2 separate regions of the Mus musculus genome follow, and region 2 is linked to region 1. A link is a loop called in an ENCODE intact Hi-C map of the cell type or tissue named here. Cell type or tissue: left cerebral cortex. All regions are shown on one strand. Links, peaks and the distances in the headings refer to the core of each region. The heading gives the core; the rest is flanking DNA.

Region 1 (7,603 bases), core at 1,645-5,644:
GACAACCCCCAACCCCCAAAACTCCCAGGGAGTAAACCACCAACCAAAAAGTACACATGGAGAGACCCATGGCTCCAGTTGCAAATGTAGCAAAGGATGGCCTTGTTGGGCATCAATGGGAGGAGTAGCCCTTAGTCCTGTGAAGGCTTGATGTTCCAGTGTAGGAGATTGTCAGGGTGGGGAGGCGGGAGTAGGTGGGTGGGTGGGTGGGTGGGGGAGTGCCCTCAGAGAAGCAGGGGAAGGTGGAATGGGATTACATTTGAAATGTAAATAAAGAAAATATCCAATAAAAGAAAAAAAGAAAGAAAGCTCTGTTAAAATAGTTTTACAAGATCAGGTGTACTGGCTAGTTTTGTGTCAACTTGACACAGCTGGAGTTATCACAGAGAAAGGAGCTTCAGTTGAGGAAATGCCTCCATGAGATCCAGCTGTAAGGCATTTTCTCAATTAGTGATTAAAGGGGGAAAGGCCCCTTGTGTGTGGGACCATCTCTGGGCTGATAGTCTTGGGTTCTATAAGAGAGCAGGCTGAGCAAGCCAGGGGAAGCAAGCCAGTAAAGAACATCCGTCAATGGCCTCTGCATCAGCTCCTGCTTTCTGGCCTGCTTGAGTTCCAGTCCTGACTTCCTTGGTGATGAACAGCAGTATGGAAATGTAAGCTGAATAAACCCTTTCCTCCCCAACTTGTTTCTTGGTCATGACGTTTGTGCAGGAATAGAAACCCTGACTAAGACAGTCAGGTAAATAAATAAATAAATAAATAAATAAATCCCAGGCCTCATCTTTTCAGATATGCGCCAAAGTAGGTCTTCATAACTTTCTCTATTGGATCCTATTACTATGTTCCCCCCAAAACAAATAAACAAATGCTCTAGAAATACGTTAGAGATTCAAGGGTGAACATCCATAATCACCTCCTAACTTTATGGTTTAAAATATGTCAACTCTTTAAATATCCTTTCAAAGTATTTCTCAAGCTGTGTTCTACAGAACACAGAGTACTCAAAGAACAAAAAGCATTCAGGAACAAAGAATTTTTTACTGTTAATTATTATGATGATGTTATTCATTTCCTTTGCATCCTGATGCCACCTCTCCTCGCTCCTCTCCTATGAGTACCTCCCTCTCATGTAGCTCCATCCACCATACCACCCCTTCTTTGCAGAAAAGGGGAGGCCTCCTAAGGACCAACCAGCCTTGGCATATCAAGTTGCAATAAGATTAGGTGCTTCTTCTTGAGACTAGACAATGCAGCCCAGATCGGGCAGAAGATTCCAAAGGCAGACAATGCAATCACAATATATTTGGGTTTCTATGCTTCAGAATAAATTTAAAATAGCCTGCCTAGATAATCTACAAGCTTCCATTCAACAGGACATCTTTTTTTTTTTTTTTTTTTTTGAGTTTTTTTTAGTCTTTGACTTAGTGATATAAAAGAATGTGTTTCATTTTGTCCTGGAAATACATTCATACCCTATCAACTGTTGTACACACAAATTCAAATACATGCATGTGGGTACACAATGCACACAGATTTATCAAACTGAAGCTTAAATATATGGCCATGTTATACACAATCATACACAGTACATGTATATTTATTTTGTGCATTCTTATTTCCTAATATACAGCTTTTAATTGTATAATTTCTCAAACAGCACCTCTAAATTCCTATCCACTGAGTGTTTTGAGGAACACACTCCACTGAGACTTTCTTCTCTCCAGTTTCACATGTTTTACTACCCTGCTGAGCTTCGGTAAACTAAGTTCCATGGCTGCCTTCCTGGCTCACATTTAATTTTTATCTCTCTTCACCAAATAATCGTGATGGTTAAAGTTTTATTCCCTTTATGTGTAAAATTTATTAAATTATGGTGGGTTTTCATTTCCTTAAAATGGCACAGAATCAACAGATCTGGCATTTTCCTGCCACTAGAGAAACTGGCTTACCTAGACTGTCACCCACTGTCAACTAGCATCAGTTACCTAGGGCATTAACAACAAATGTGTACGTGTGCTTCACTAGGCTAACAAAAAGAGACTGTAGCAATAAAGTGGAATTCACACTTTTTTGAGGTCTAAATCTCAAGAAACAATACACTTAAGGGTCTTAAACTAATATTGCTATGCCCCTTATCACTGCCAGGCACTGAAACAGATCAAGGATAGCTCTGCTTATCAGCTATAGTATCTGGGCTTTTAAGTAAGTTACTAGATTTCAAACTACTTTTGGAATATGACTTGGGTTGCCCAGGGTCAGTAAGGCAAATTTGTATCCAACGCACTCCAGAGCATCTAGAAAAACCTAGCTTATTTTCAACTCAACCAGGAGGAAATACATCTGTCAGTAGCTTGAGTTCCAACGGAGGTGTCTGACAACATAGGAGCAAAGCAATCTCAAACCATCTAGGGGATCCTACAGCTCTCCCGGCAAGCCAGAGATGTGAGAAGAGAGTGAGGTTGCAATCCTCCTTCCTGGAAAGGATCAAGACTGAGGAGAATTATAGAGGACAAAAACTGCTAACAAGTAAGTGAAGTTAACAGCGGCTCTCAAAGTTCAGAGCAAATAAAAGTCCAACAGGCGTGGTGACCATGCGCCCACGGAGGAGGAGGAGGACCCAGGAATTAGTGCTGTTTAGCTTTGCCAAGCTGCCAGAGAGGAGGCGCGTGGGGCCAGGGAGCCCGAGCAGATCGCCCCGCCTCTTCCGGTGGCCGTGGCGCCGGCCGGCCCACGCGGCGCCCCAAGAAGTGGCTCCGGATGTTTCTACAGTGGCCGCGTCAGGATATAGCCTTGCCCAAGAGTAAAGCGATGGCCCCAGTCCTCATTACCTGATCAGGGCCGCGACCCTCATTCTGGGCGCAGTGTGCGTGCGTACGTGCGTGCGTGCGGTAACCACAGACGCCAGGCCCGGGATCCCGCGGCGACTGGACCTACACGCGCGGTCCTCGACCTGGTGTCTGCTGCGCTGCCTGCCCTCGACCATGCCTACTGCCCCTTCAGCACCTTGCTGAACACCCGGGTGTAGAGGCTAGGTAGTCTCAGCATCTGTTCCCTGATACATGGATATATGGCTCAGAATTTACAAAAAGAAAAAAGTTTAGGCACAGCCTAACCACCTAAGTAAGGGCAGTGAAGCTGCCAAGGGAAGGGCATGGTCCTTGGTAAACCGCTTGAGGGTGCTGGGATTGTCTGGGTAGTAAATTCAAAGTCACAAGTTCTAAGATTTGAAACACTACCTTGGAAAGGGGATTTAGTCTCTCTCCTCTCTTCGTCAACTACAAGAAAGAAATCTTTTCGCCCTTCCTACCCCCCCTCCAAAAAAAAAAACCCACTAACCCCTGATCACTTTTAACTTCGAGGTTTGCATCTCTGCCCATTGAACCAGTGAGGCTACATGACCTCCGCCTCCTATACTGTGTTTTTGCATTTTCCCAATACAGAAACTGAAAAACTTGCACTCCAGAAAGCAAAACGAAAATCTAATTTAAAATACGTTTGCCAGTACTTAGTTATTTGAATGTACTAAGCACTCTTTGGAGCTCCTGGGATCAACTGGTGTACGATATAGACCACCATGCCTACCTACATCCATGAACAAGGAGTTTGTGTAGAGGTGTAGGAAGAAGAGAATTTAAAAAGAGAATTGTATGTTAAAGTGAAAAATACTGTACCAAAAGAGAGAGAAAGAGAGAGACAGAAAAAAAATGCAGAAATAGAGGGTACACGTGGCATTATTGGTGAGTTAAACTAACTTAAACATATACATCTTTGAATATTATTCATATGTAAAGAATGTATATATATATATATATATATATATATATATATATATTTTTTTTTTTTTTTTTTTTTGAGACAGGTTTTCTATGTGTAGCCCTGGCTGTCCTGGAACTCACTCTGTAGACCAGGCTGGCCTAGAACTCAGAAATCCACTTGCCTCTGCCTCCTGAGTGCTGGGATTAAAGGTGTGCGCCACCACTGCCTATGTATATACACATTATATACATGTAATACATATATATATATATATATATATATATATATATATGTGTGTGTGTGTGTGTGTATATGTGTGTGTGTGTGTATATATATATATATATATATATATATATGTATATATATACATATATATATCTCCAGTGAATGCCCAAACTCCCAAAATCCGTCTTCCCAATGTATCCATGTTGAATAAATCTCCCTTTCTGATTTCTACTTTCACCTGGCTTTTTTTTTTCCAGCCTGCTGGTTCTGGCCATATTTATTTCATACATGTGGGATACACTGTCACTGCCTTTAGACACAGCCTTAGACAGCATTGGATGCCCACTACAGATGGTTGTGAGCCACCATGTGGTTGCTGGGAATTGAACTCAGGACCTCTGGAAGAGCAGTCAGTGCTCTTTACCGCTAAGCCATCTCTCCAGCCCTTCACCTGGCTTTTAAAATTGTATTTTAATTAAAGACTGCTGGCAGGACATGAATTGGGCACAGGTTTTGAACTGAAGGTTTGATGACAAAAGAACAGGTAACTGGAGAAGAGTAACCAGAATGCATGATGGAAGATGAAGTCTGGGTGGTGGAGAGAGAAGATCATCCAAGGTGGTGTAGGCCATCTCAGACTTTATAGCACAGGTATGGTTGAAGGTTTTATAAGGACAACAGGTTCTTATAACACTGCAATGTTGAAAACATCTATTAGGGAAGAAATCTATTTTAATGTTCCAGGAGAGATGATGTGATGTGATCTAAAAACAAGATGATGGATTTGGCAAAACATGAAAAGAATTAGTATTTTTAAAACAGTCAATATAGTTGAATAGACAGATATGGGTTACTAAAGAAAGCCATGAGAAATGAGAACAATATCATGAACTAAAGGTAGGATGTGTGAGACACCTCACATTGTGTGGGATACACATTAGCAATCCGTCTTGCCATACTACAAGTGCTTTCAATGGCTCCAAATAGTTGGTATGCGTCATCATGGCATTGATAATTTGCTATGAGTATCAGTATTATAATCGTGTGTGCAAAAAATAATCTGTGATTATAATTATTTACCAAATCAATTAAGTATTTGAGATGTTGGTGTCTGGTTAGAGATAAAGCATTCAAATTATACATTATGAATCATATGCTTTTCAGCCTATGAAATTTTGAAAGTAACAATTTATGTAATACATATGACAAGATCATTGGGAGTTGAGTCCATTGAACTGATGGGTAGTTAGAGTAGTATAGGACTTGAAAGATAAGGACAGGAGAAACAGATACATCTTCAAACAAAGATATGAGAGGTTAGCCTTACTGGTGGAGAGGTTATGTTGGTCAGAGAGGAAGACAAATTGGACAGTCAGGGTGATGCCCAGTTATCTAGAATCAGGAAATGCCACTCGAAGTAATAGCAATGACAGGAAAGTTAGTCTAGCTGTTTATCATCAATTTTAGAAAGCTGTGTAGATTATCAGTAATTAACATGTGGACTATTTTGATAAAATAAGCATCAAGTGCCTCAAAGACTCATTTTTTTAAAAATTTTCTACCATTTAAAATTGTTTTTCCTTGCCACATTTCAAGAGAGGGTGAGAAAAGAACTTGCTCTCCCTACAGCTGCATATTAAGAATTACATTTTGTTTCTCTGTGTTTAGCCTCATGCTAAGATAATCTCATCAAAGATACTTATTATAATGTGTATATACTGGGGCTTATCTATAAGTGAGGGGATAACATGCTCAGGCCCGTTACCAAGGTCAGCCAGTTTTCAGAGGTTTCCTGCTCCCCCTGCCACCTTTATGTTATCCTTTGTATTGTGCATTTTACCCCTAGGAAAAAAATTCTCAAAACTTTCAATTGAAGTCCTTTCAACTAACAGAATTTCCTAAATGACCTCATATAACAGTGCCAAATGTATTGTCTCCTTTTTTACAAACCTTTACCCTAAGCCAAAGTAATCCGTTAAAAGAACTGCAAAGTGAGCTTCCAGTGGCCTAGTTCTAATATCTCATTTGTACTCACTCTGTCTGAGGACAGTGCAAGAAAAGTCTGCTCTGGTGGGGCATTGGTAGTGGATCTAAAAGCACCGCAATCAGAGTCTAAGACAGTTGCCAAGAATGGTGGAGATCTAGCTGCTCCATGATGTCTGTAATTCCTTCTATCTATCTAAGACTGACCTGTGAAATGGAGGTTACCTGGAGAAGTGGCAGCATTTGTTATTGTACTTCATTCCAGTCCTCACCTGTCTACATGGTATATCTGTTTCTATCTACACCACATTCCCCATAACATCAGCAATTACTTAATCGTATCATTCTATGGTTTACCTGCCATTCCTAATGGGTTTTAGCCACTGCCCAGTAGATTATTTTAAATCTTGGTGTGCTGTATGTGTCATTTCACAGGTACAATTGGAAAAGGGCACCAAGTGGATCATCTGGGTTCTACGTGTGCGTGACTTTATCCCTAGTGAATTGAGAATCCTTACTCCTCCTCGTAACTCCAGCTTGAAGGTCCTTGCATGCAGAGTACTTAAAGTGACTCTGAATTCTGAAAGTCAGTGAATCCTTGCTCTGCCCTCTTTGCAGACTAAGACCTAGAAATATCTTGATAAAACTTTTGAAAGGTATAGAATAGGTTTCCTTAGTAGGTCCTTGGCTAATGTGCCTTTCAGCCTTTTGTTCTCAGATCCATGTTTTTCTCCTAAAGTATGTCATACATAGAGATCTGATTTATCACTTATGCCTATATCCTGAGGCATGACCACCCCACGCACCCTTCCAGATTCTCATCTGAGCTACTGATTTACATATGACTTTGGCTAGCTTCATTTAAATAAACACAATATTGTACCACTTAGATACTTTGCACCTGACCCAATTCTGTACTTCCTTTTCTGTGAAATGAGGGATTTTTTTGTGAATACTCAGCTCAAGGGGATTCCATGCCTACGATGGAATTCTGCCAATGATACCATGTAGAGTGGTGCAGACAGGGCAACACCAAGGTTTAGGGTATTTATTGTGCCTGGGCAAAGGTTCGGAGAAGCTTGAAAGTAGGGCCTGAATGAACCCTGATGAATCATTTAAGGATTGTCATCTGGTGACTTTCACCAGTGGTTTTAATAACTGATGTTGTTGGAAATAGCTCTGAGTTCATCTCCTCCCTGCCTGCCACAAAGAATCAGAATGACTCCAAACCACATGAGAATGAGCAGGAAATTTAGACTCTCACAATTGTGCTCTGCTCTAGCGAGAAACATACAGAGAAGAGTTTATTCAAACCAAGAATAGTATTTGAAGGAGGGCCAGCCTAAATTTGTGAATGTCTAACTCAAAAACAACATTTTCAAGGAAATGCTTTAGTTTACTTCCAAACACATGTACTAATGTTGATCAAACTAACATACTAATAGTGGATCCTGGCAAAGTGTTTCTTAAAACTCTCATAAGTTAATAGGGAAAACTTATTTTTAACTACTATCCATTTGTGGAGACATAATTTGCTCAGATTTTAAGAACACTTGATTTAGTAAAAACCCTATATACATAGTTTTCTACACAGATGCCATAGAGATAACTTCAACCCAGTAAATGTCAACAAGTTAAA
Region 2 (7,603 bases), core at 1,185-5,184, 140 kb after region 1:
TTTTTCATGACTTTTATTAAAAATGAATTTATAATATTAACTTTTTCCATCGTATACATGTACAGTCTTCAGTAAGATGTTTTATTGTATCCCCCCTCCTCTTTTTAGTCCTATTATTATTCTTGATAATTTCCCAAGAGTCGTTCTTTTATTCCTTGACTCTCGGGTATTCACATCTCTTATTCACACCATTTCTTGAGGGGGATCAAGGACTGCAGGTTTTCTTTTGCAACTTTTCTTCATTTCTTTTATGAGTGTGCTTCTGCTGTTTACGTGCTTACTAGAGTTTCTTTTCTTTCTCTAACGCTTTAGATTTGTCCCACAATGAGATTCCACTACTGCAGGATTGATTCTCAACTCCAGTGTCAGATCAACTTTAACAAGAATCATACCCCTGTTTTGTTGGCAGGCAAAGGATGGCAACCAATGTAAGAGGCAAGCTTCAGTCCCATCACCACTGGTCCCTCCCGTGAGCAGGAGTGAGGGCCGTGGATGTAGTGATTGCTGGATGAGGGCTGCTCTGGTGGAGAGAGTTCCTTGTAACTGTGAAGTCTGCTATAGGCGAAACTTCTGCTGCTGCTTTAGAGGAAGCCCTCAGGCAAAGGTACAGATACCTGCCTTTGAGAGGAGACAGCAAACATGAAAGGGCAAAGTCTAAAGCCTAAGGCACAACAGGGGAACAATCATATCCTAGCAAGTTTTGTCACTTGCTCTTGTGTTTCACAAGATTTAACTGTGATTTCATTTTGCGTGGTGGTAGTGGATGGTGGTGGGTGTTTGTTTGGGTACATGTTCAATACTACTGGACTTAACAAAATATCAGTCTATAGTGATTTTTCTTGTTCTTAGACCTTTTGGCTCAAGCAGAACTTAAAAATTCATTTCTCATTTGGAGGAACTCCTGAGCTGTGAAGGTAGTGTGGCTTCAGACTGATGCTGGTTTTGTGCATGTTGCTGGCTTGCAGTTTTGATTAATCACTTTCTTCTCCCTGGCAATCTGAGGCATGCCTCCTCATCATATCCCCAGAGTGGTGGACTTTCATCTCCCTTCTCCTTTTCTCTGAGCCCGTGGCTTTGAAGCTGCTGAGTTTATGTTCTAAGTCCTAGCATCACATAGACCCATAGTCTTGTCACCTGTTTTTAAGCATGCTTTGTAACCCTAAGCCCCTGGCTGCTGCCAGGTTTGAGGACCCTACCCCAAGGCTGCTGCAGAGTCAGCGCCTCTGCTTACAATTAGAGCACTTCAGTTTCCTCGTTTCTGTCACCTGGGACATAAGCTTGTTACTTTTCAAATTTAGATACATGGTAAATCTTAGGGATGTGTTCCCATTGTTTCTAAACTTTGGTAGCAGAATGGTTTCAGCTTCACGCCTGTTCCTCTTGCTGGAATTGATCACATAGATTTATTTTTTAACCTAAGTGCTATTTTAAAATAATGGTAAGTGTATTTTTAGTATAGTGCTTTGTTGTTCAAGTAAAAAGATGCTTGGATGTCTAGACTCTCTTGCATCTTAATGGCGAGCCATCTATGAATGGGTTGTGCCTTAGACAAGCTGTTTATACTTACTGTGTCTGTTGGAAGGATGTGCTCACTGACTTTTACACATGTAAGGAGAGAGAGAGAGAGAGAGAGAGAGAGAGAGAGAGAGAGAGAGAGAGAGAGAGAGAGAGAGAGATTGGGTGTCTTCTACCCATCTCTAGCTTGTTTTTTGTGACAGAGTCTCTTACCTGTGCTCAACACTTTGGATAGACCTCCTGGCAAGCAAGCTCCCTGGATCCACCTCTAACTTCCCCCACTCCTTCTACACTATAGTTATAAATGTATGTGTTCTAAATGTATGCTTCTGTGTGAGTGCTGGGGGTCTGAAATCACATCCCCAGTACTTGTGCAACAAACGTTTTACCCAGTGTATCATCTCCCTAGCCTCCTGATTACAGTCTTTAAAACTGAATTTAATCACATAGAAAAGAGAACAGACATTTGAGTAAAATCACTTACAGGATTAAATTTTATCAACTAGATTATAATTGAGTGTTCAGTGCTGACACAGCCAACTCAACATGGCTAATATAACTAATAATTAAATAGGTCTATTTTCCTAGCCTCTTCACTAAATTTTTAGTATCCTATGGGAAAGGCAGGATGGGGTTTTTATATCTGTGTAACCAGGGCATAGAGGAGCTTCTAGCAAAGCATGCTGGAAATCTTAGAAGTGTTCCACAGAAGAATTCTAGTGATGCGGAATGGCTATTTCAGAATCTTTGCTTCTGCTTGCTTTTTCAACATAGCTAAAAGCACGTCTTCTCTCTTTGTTCTGTAACCAAGTAGCTGTTGGAAAGCATCATCCTCTTGCCTTTTATTGCCCTCCTTCTCCTCCCATAAGTGCTTTGAAGCAATCATGTAGCATCCCTCTCAGGTGCCAAACTCCTCTTCAATTCCATTTGTAACCCTGAGCTCTTCTCCTCTTCCTTACTCTCTGGTTTCTCATACTTAACCCATTTCATGGCTTCTCTATTAGTTCTGTACCAAAAATCTCCAAATTGTTTCTGTTCCTATTTCTTCTAATTCTACATTTTCTGCTTGAGTTGCACCATCTATTGCTGGAGCTTCAATTGCTACTTAAATGTTGGTAATTTTCACAACTGAAACAAGGTTTTACTGCATGTAATTTATTGATTTTGTCAGTTTGCTTCCCGTAGTAAACGGAAGACTCCAGAATTTTCCAATTATGTTGAAAAGGTAGAAAAAGAACACACACACATGAGACAGAGAGAGAGAGACAGACAGAGAGAGAGAGAGAGAGAGAGAGAGAGAGAGAGAGAGAGAGAGAGACAGAAGGAGGGAAGAGGGGAGAGGGGAGTCAGGGCTATAGATAAGCTTTAAGACAAAATTAGATGATGAGATCCCAGAAGACAAGGGGACAATGTCAAAGATGCATTTGAAAGACTTATTCACTTTAAGGACTGAAAAGTTTGAGGGTCCCGTGTCCTCAACATTATTCAAGTCTATATGACATTCTGCTGTTCAGATATCTAAGTAAGTCTATTCAGTCACCTGGGTAAGGGGCATTAGAGTGATCCTAATCTGAGGTGATTATAAGTGGAGCTGTCAGAAAATCCAGGACTACCTTGTTGTGTGGACCTATTGTTTCATGTCTCTTTAGTGAATACAACACACAGAATGAACCGACCATAAATCAAGTGTTAAGTCAAGAATATATCTATATATCTATGTGTGTGTGTGTGATGCAGGCAGAAGGCATGGCAGGATAGCTAGCTCAGCTCATGGTGGCAGAACTATGCCATGGGGACTATTTATATTTCAGTGGCCAGTTAGCAGGGACGCAGAACCCAGGCCCAGTGTAACCTTCAAAGTCTTCCCTCAAAGGACCTATTTCCACCATGCAAGCTCAGACCTTAACTTTCATAGTTTCCCTAACCAGCACTTACCTAATAAAGGTCAGGAGTAGAAAGAATGTGATTCAGACTCAGAACATAACACTATTAAAATAGTATGAGACCAATCTGTGAAATTTAAAAAGCTATCAAAGGAGTTGTGTTTTCCAAAAACCAAGCCCATGGAAATGAGCAGCATAAAAAGCACTGAATTATAGTTGTAAGAAAAGGGAGATTTAGAAGTACTGTGAATTACCAGGAAGAAAAAAGATGGAGGAATAGAAGCCAAATTTTGCCCATCAGAAAGACAAAGACCTTTACCCTAAGCAGTATAGTTAATGTCCTTTGTTATAGGATCAGAAAATAACATAAAAGCCCTAAGTTCCTATCATTTGATGTGTGTTTCTTTGCCATGATAATTTTAACAGGCATACTGGTCCCAATGAAGATGACATTTTAATTTATTATAATCACTTCAATGATCAATAATTTTGTGTTTTGAGGATAGAACATGTAGATGAATGTCAGAGGGAAATGACTCACTCAACAGATGTTTAAGTAGTGCGAGAATATGGACAGCTATCACATGACGGAGTTTTACAGTGTCTTTGCCCACATACTACTGGTAATGGGAGCAGCATAACATGTGGGTTTTCTTGGTAACACCGGAAGGAAGCATTTTCAATGAAAAGAGAGCTACATTAATGCCTCATGATTTTACTTGATTGCACCACAATTCTACTGTCTGAGTAGAAAGCAAGTTAAGCTAATAGAATACTCAGCCCTAACAAAGGTTAGGAGTAGGGAGAACTTACTGTTAGAACAAGTGTATGACTGAAGGGGGAAAAAAATACCAGGAAGAAAACAGATGGAGAGATGGAAGCCAGAGAGCGGTGTGTCTGTGGGAGGATAAAGGGGTGGCGAGAAAGAGAATGGGGAGGGGGGGCACCGCAGATGATTCAAACAATCTTTTAAAGGTTTGCTCCCTCTTTTTGGAAAATTTAAAAATATTTTCAGCAAACAATATTGCTCCTCTCCTGGTTCTGCTTTATCCAGCCTTCCTCTCTGCACTGCTATCTGTTCTTTGTTTTGTATGCTAGCCTTCCATGGGGAATTCTGCCTAACCAGACACTAGGGGAAGTGCCAGCTATGTCAATCAACTGTCATAACTAGGGCTAGAGACCAAAAAAGAGCAGCCTAAGCCAAAGAGTGTGTGTAGGGGGAGAGACAGAGATGGTGTGTGGGAGTGCATTGTGGGTGAAGCCTGTGGGGAGAGCTGGAGGAGCTCGTTCAGCTGGGAAAACACAGTCTACCCATTTCTCCTGAGTCACTTCAGCTAGACTTTTTTTTTCCCTTCATCTCTGTGGGAAATCAAGAGCAAAGGCTTAGCTTATCAGTAGTTTCCCTGAGCCAGGAATCAGAAAGCTGAAGAGACATCCTGTATCAAGCTTTGAAATACTGACCTCAACAGAATCCCCACCCTGAAGACCAAACAGAAAAGAATTTGGTATAGATAGGCAGGCTGGGGCAGGCAATAGAAAAAAAATGCAGGCCTAGAAAGTGCCCTTCACAGACTAGACAGGGAAGAGGGCCTCTTTCTTGCATCGTTTAGAATATGGAGGACTTTGAGAACTCCAGCCATTTCCTTCTGTTTGGATTCAATTGAAAAACATCATTAGACATGCACTTCTGCCAAACACAGATAGTTCTGGTCCAGAATTGTGCCCAAAGGCAGACCTAGAACTCAGTGTAGTGTTCACCGTGTGACCTGTCTAATCCAGAATGGACTTGCATGCCATGTTCTTTCTAGAGGTTACAAAACTACCAGGACACCTGCAATTCGCATTAACACATATAAGCCTAAGTGTTTTTTCTCTCACTGGTAGAATGAGCCATTTTGTTCATAACATTAGCTGAGATCTGATGCACTCTTTGACATGAGTTTATGAAAAGGAAAAACAAACACTCCAAACTCCTGGTTTATTTTGTTTGCATGTTTGTTTTTATAGAGAATCCTGGTTGTTCATGGTGACTACATTTATATTCGGTCTCTTCATCTGTTATTTTTTGCGGTTACTAGATATAACTTGATTCATCCCTTATGATCATGTGATGGTATATTAACCTAGATTTAAGTATGCCAAGGCTTGATGAAGAATAAAAATTACACATGAATTCCTGGTTACATCATTTTTAATACTCCATACTGTATATTAAAAGATAATCCAATTTAGCTACAGAAGAAATTGGACTGCATGCTCCTTTTATTATCGCTCATAGAGAGAGGAACTACAATAATATACTTTGGATAATCAATAGATTAGAATCAATTATACATTAACACTCAGGGAGTTCACATTTCCAACGGCCTCACCAATATGAATGATATTTCCGATGCCAAATTCATCTCTAAAGATTTTGACTTAAGTGAAATATAGACAATAAATTCAAATGGCCATCTGCCTATCTGTGCAGCATTATCAAAGAACACTCATTTTAGCAGAGGTTGGCACTTATGCTCTTCATCATGGCTCCAGAGAGTCATCCTTCACTTGTTAGACCAGAATTTTTTTTAACCTATTTCTGGCCAAGCTTCATCTGATATATAGATATAAATTTGTGGTTCCTCAGTGGATGCTCACAGTCATTCATTAGACAGAGCACAGGGTCCCCAATGAAGGTGTTAGAGGAAGTACCCAAGGAGCTGAAGGGGTTTGCAGCCCTCTATGAACTAAATAGTACTCCCTAACTAAATATAGCTTCCTGGGACTATACCACCAATCAAAGAAAAGACTCATGGCTCTAGCTGCATATGTAGCAGAGAATGGCCTAGTGGGTCATCGATGGGAGGAGAGGCCCTTGGTCCTGTGAAGTTTCTATGCCCCAGTATAGGGGAATGCCAGGGCCAGGAAGCAGGAGTGGGTGGGCTGGGGAGCAAGGGCAGGGGGATAGGGGATCTTCAGAGAGGAAACTAGGAAAGGGGATAACATTTGAAATGTAAATAAAGAAAATATCTAATAAAAAAATATTTGTGGTTCCTCAAAGAGAAACTCACATCTATTTGTGACTCTAAAGTTTGAGGCAAGTACTTGGTTTGTTTTTTTTCACAGCTACTTCTAGAGAAGTCAAAAGTCAAACTTGAGGAGTTTAAAAGGCAAGATGCTTTTAATAAGCAGTTCATCCTGAACAAACTTAACATAGATACATGCACCATAACAGGAAGCGGTGTACACGAAATAGTATTTTTACAGTACGTAACATCTTGTCATTTGTCAACACATTTGCCTTTCATATCCCTTGTAGCTAAATTTGGCATGAAAAAGCCTATATAGAAAGACATCTATGTATTCCTGGGTTTCTGGTGCTCATCTCTGAAAGGCCAAAGCGCTTGACAAGCTGGCTATTTTAACACAAAATGATAGAATGGGACAAAGAGTAGATACAGAAGTAGACTAGCAGCAACTTTGGAAAATTCCAGGCTACTGTGACACTGTAAAATTTTCAGCAGACTAGGTCATTATAAAAAGCAGGGAACTTGCTAAGGCAAAGTGAAGGCAAAGATCCACTTCCATTGAGAATTCTTGGCTCTGATTCTTGAATTAAAATCATTTCTGTATGTATACATGTATATAAGTATTTATCTTGGTAGCATTATGGAGTTGAATTCAGAGTATCAATCCATACAGATAGAGTGTTCTACCAGTAAGCTATAGCTTCACCTCTTGTGAATTAATTTTTAAATAAACCAGATTCACTTTCTCTGCAAGGATGCAACACAACGTATTTAAGATTTAGAATCCAGTAGTGCAAAATAGTGTACTGAATTTGTAAAGGAGACTCAGTCAAAAATGTACAGAGTCCTAGTCAGGAAGTATTATCACAGAAAATATATGGAAGATGGAAACTAGAGTAAAAATCCTATTTCATTCATTCATTCATTCATTCATTCATTCATCCTAAGATTTATAGCAAGGTCATATACTTAATAAGTGACAAAATTACCTAAATCTCTAACTTAAATATATGTGAGCTTATGTAGTTAAGAAAGAAAATAATATGACTTTTCAATGTTTTCAGGGCTCCCCAGGTCACATATGAGTACACACGCAACCCCTCCCCCCCACACACACACACACTATTAACCTCCCTAAACAGAAAGCCTGTGTCTCAGTGATGCTGCTGTGTATTTCTAAAGTTTAAATTTTAC

Evidence for each region. Peaks named below come from ENCODE experiments on the same cell type or tissue, not always from the same donor. Only the 100,000 strongest peaks of a DNase experiment are listed, where the experiment ranks them.
Region 2: a loop joins it to region 1, with 10 times the contacts of the local background. A loop is called at or near these places in 2 of 42 quality-filtered maps.

What each region holds. Positions count from the first base shown.
Region 1 is chr2:114,652,003-114,659,605 of GRCm38, forward strand. It overlaps Dph6 (diphthamine biosynthesis 6), which reads right to left and starts at 2,962. Exons shown (of 9, transcript NM_025675.5): 1 at 2,829-2,962. The coding sequence starts at 2,851. In left cerebral cortex, for the core only: CTCF peaks have their summits at 3,173 and 3,373; DNase peaks (open chromatin) are centred at 2,687 and 3,003; H3K4me3 peaks cover 1,535 bases; H3K27ac peaks cover 1,479 bases.
Region 2 is chr2:114,792,846-114,800,448 of GRCm38, forward strand. No RefSeq gene overlaps it. Among named protein-coding and RNA genes, the nearest start is that of Gm13974, 57 kb to the right of the region's middle. In left cerebral cortex, for the core only: no CTCF peak of the experiment used is centred there; DNase peaks (open chromatin) are centred at 3,386, 4,032, 4,350, 4,614 and 1 more place; H3K27ac peaks cover 823 bases.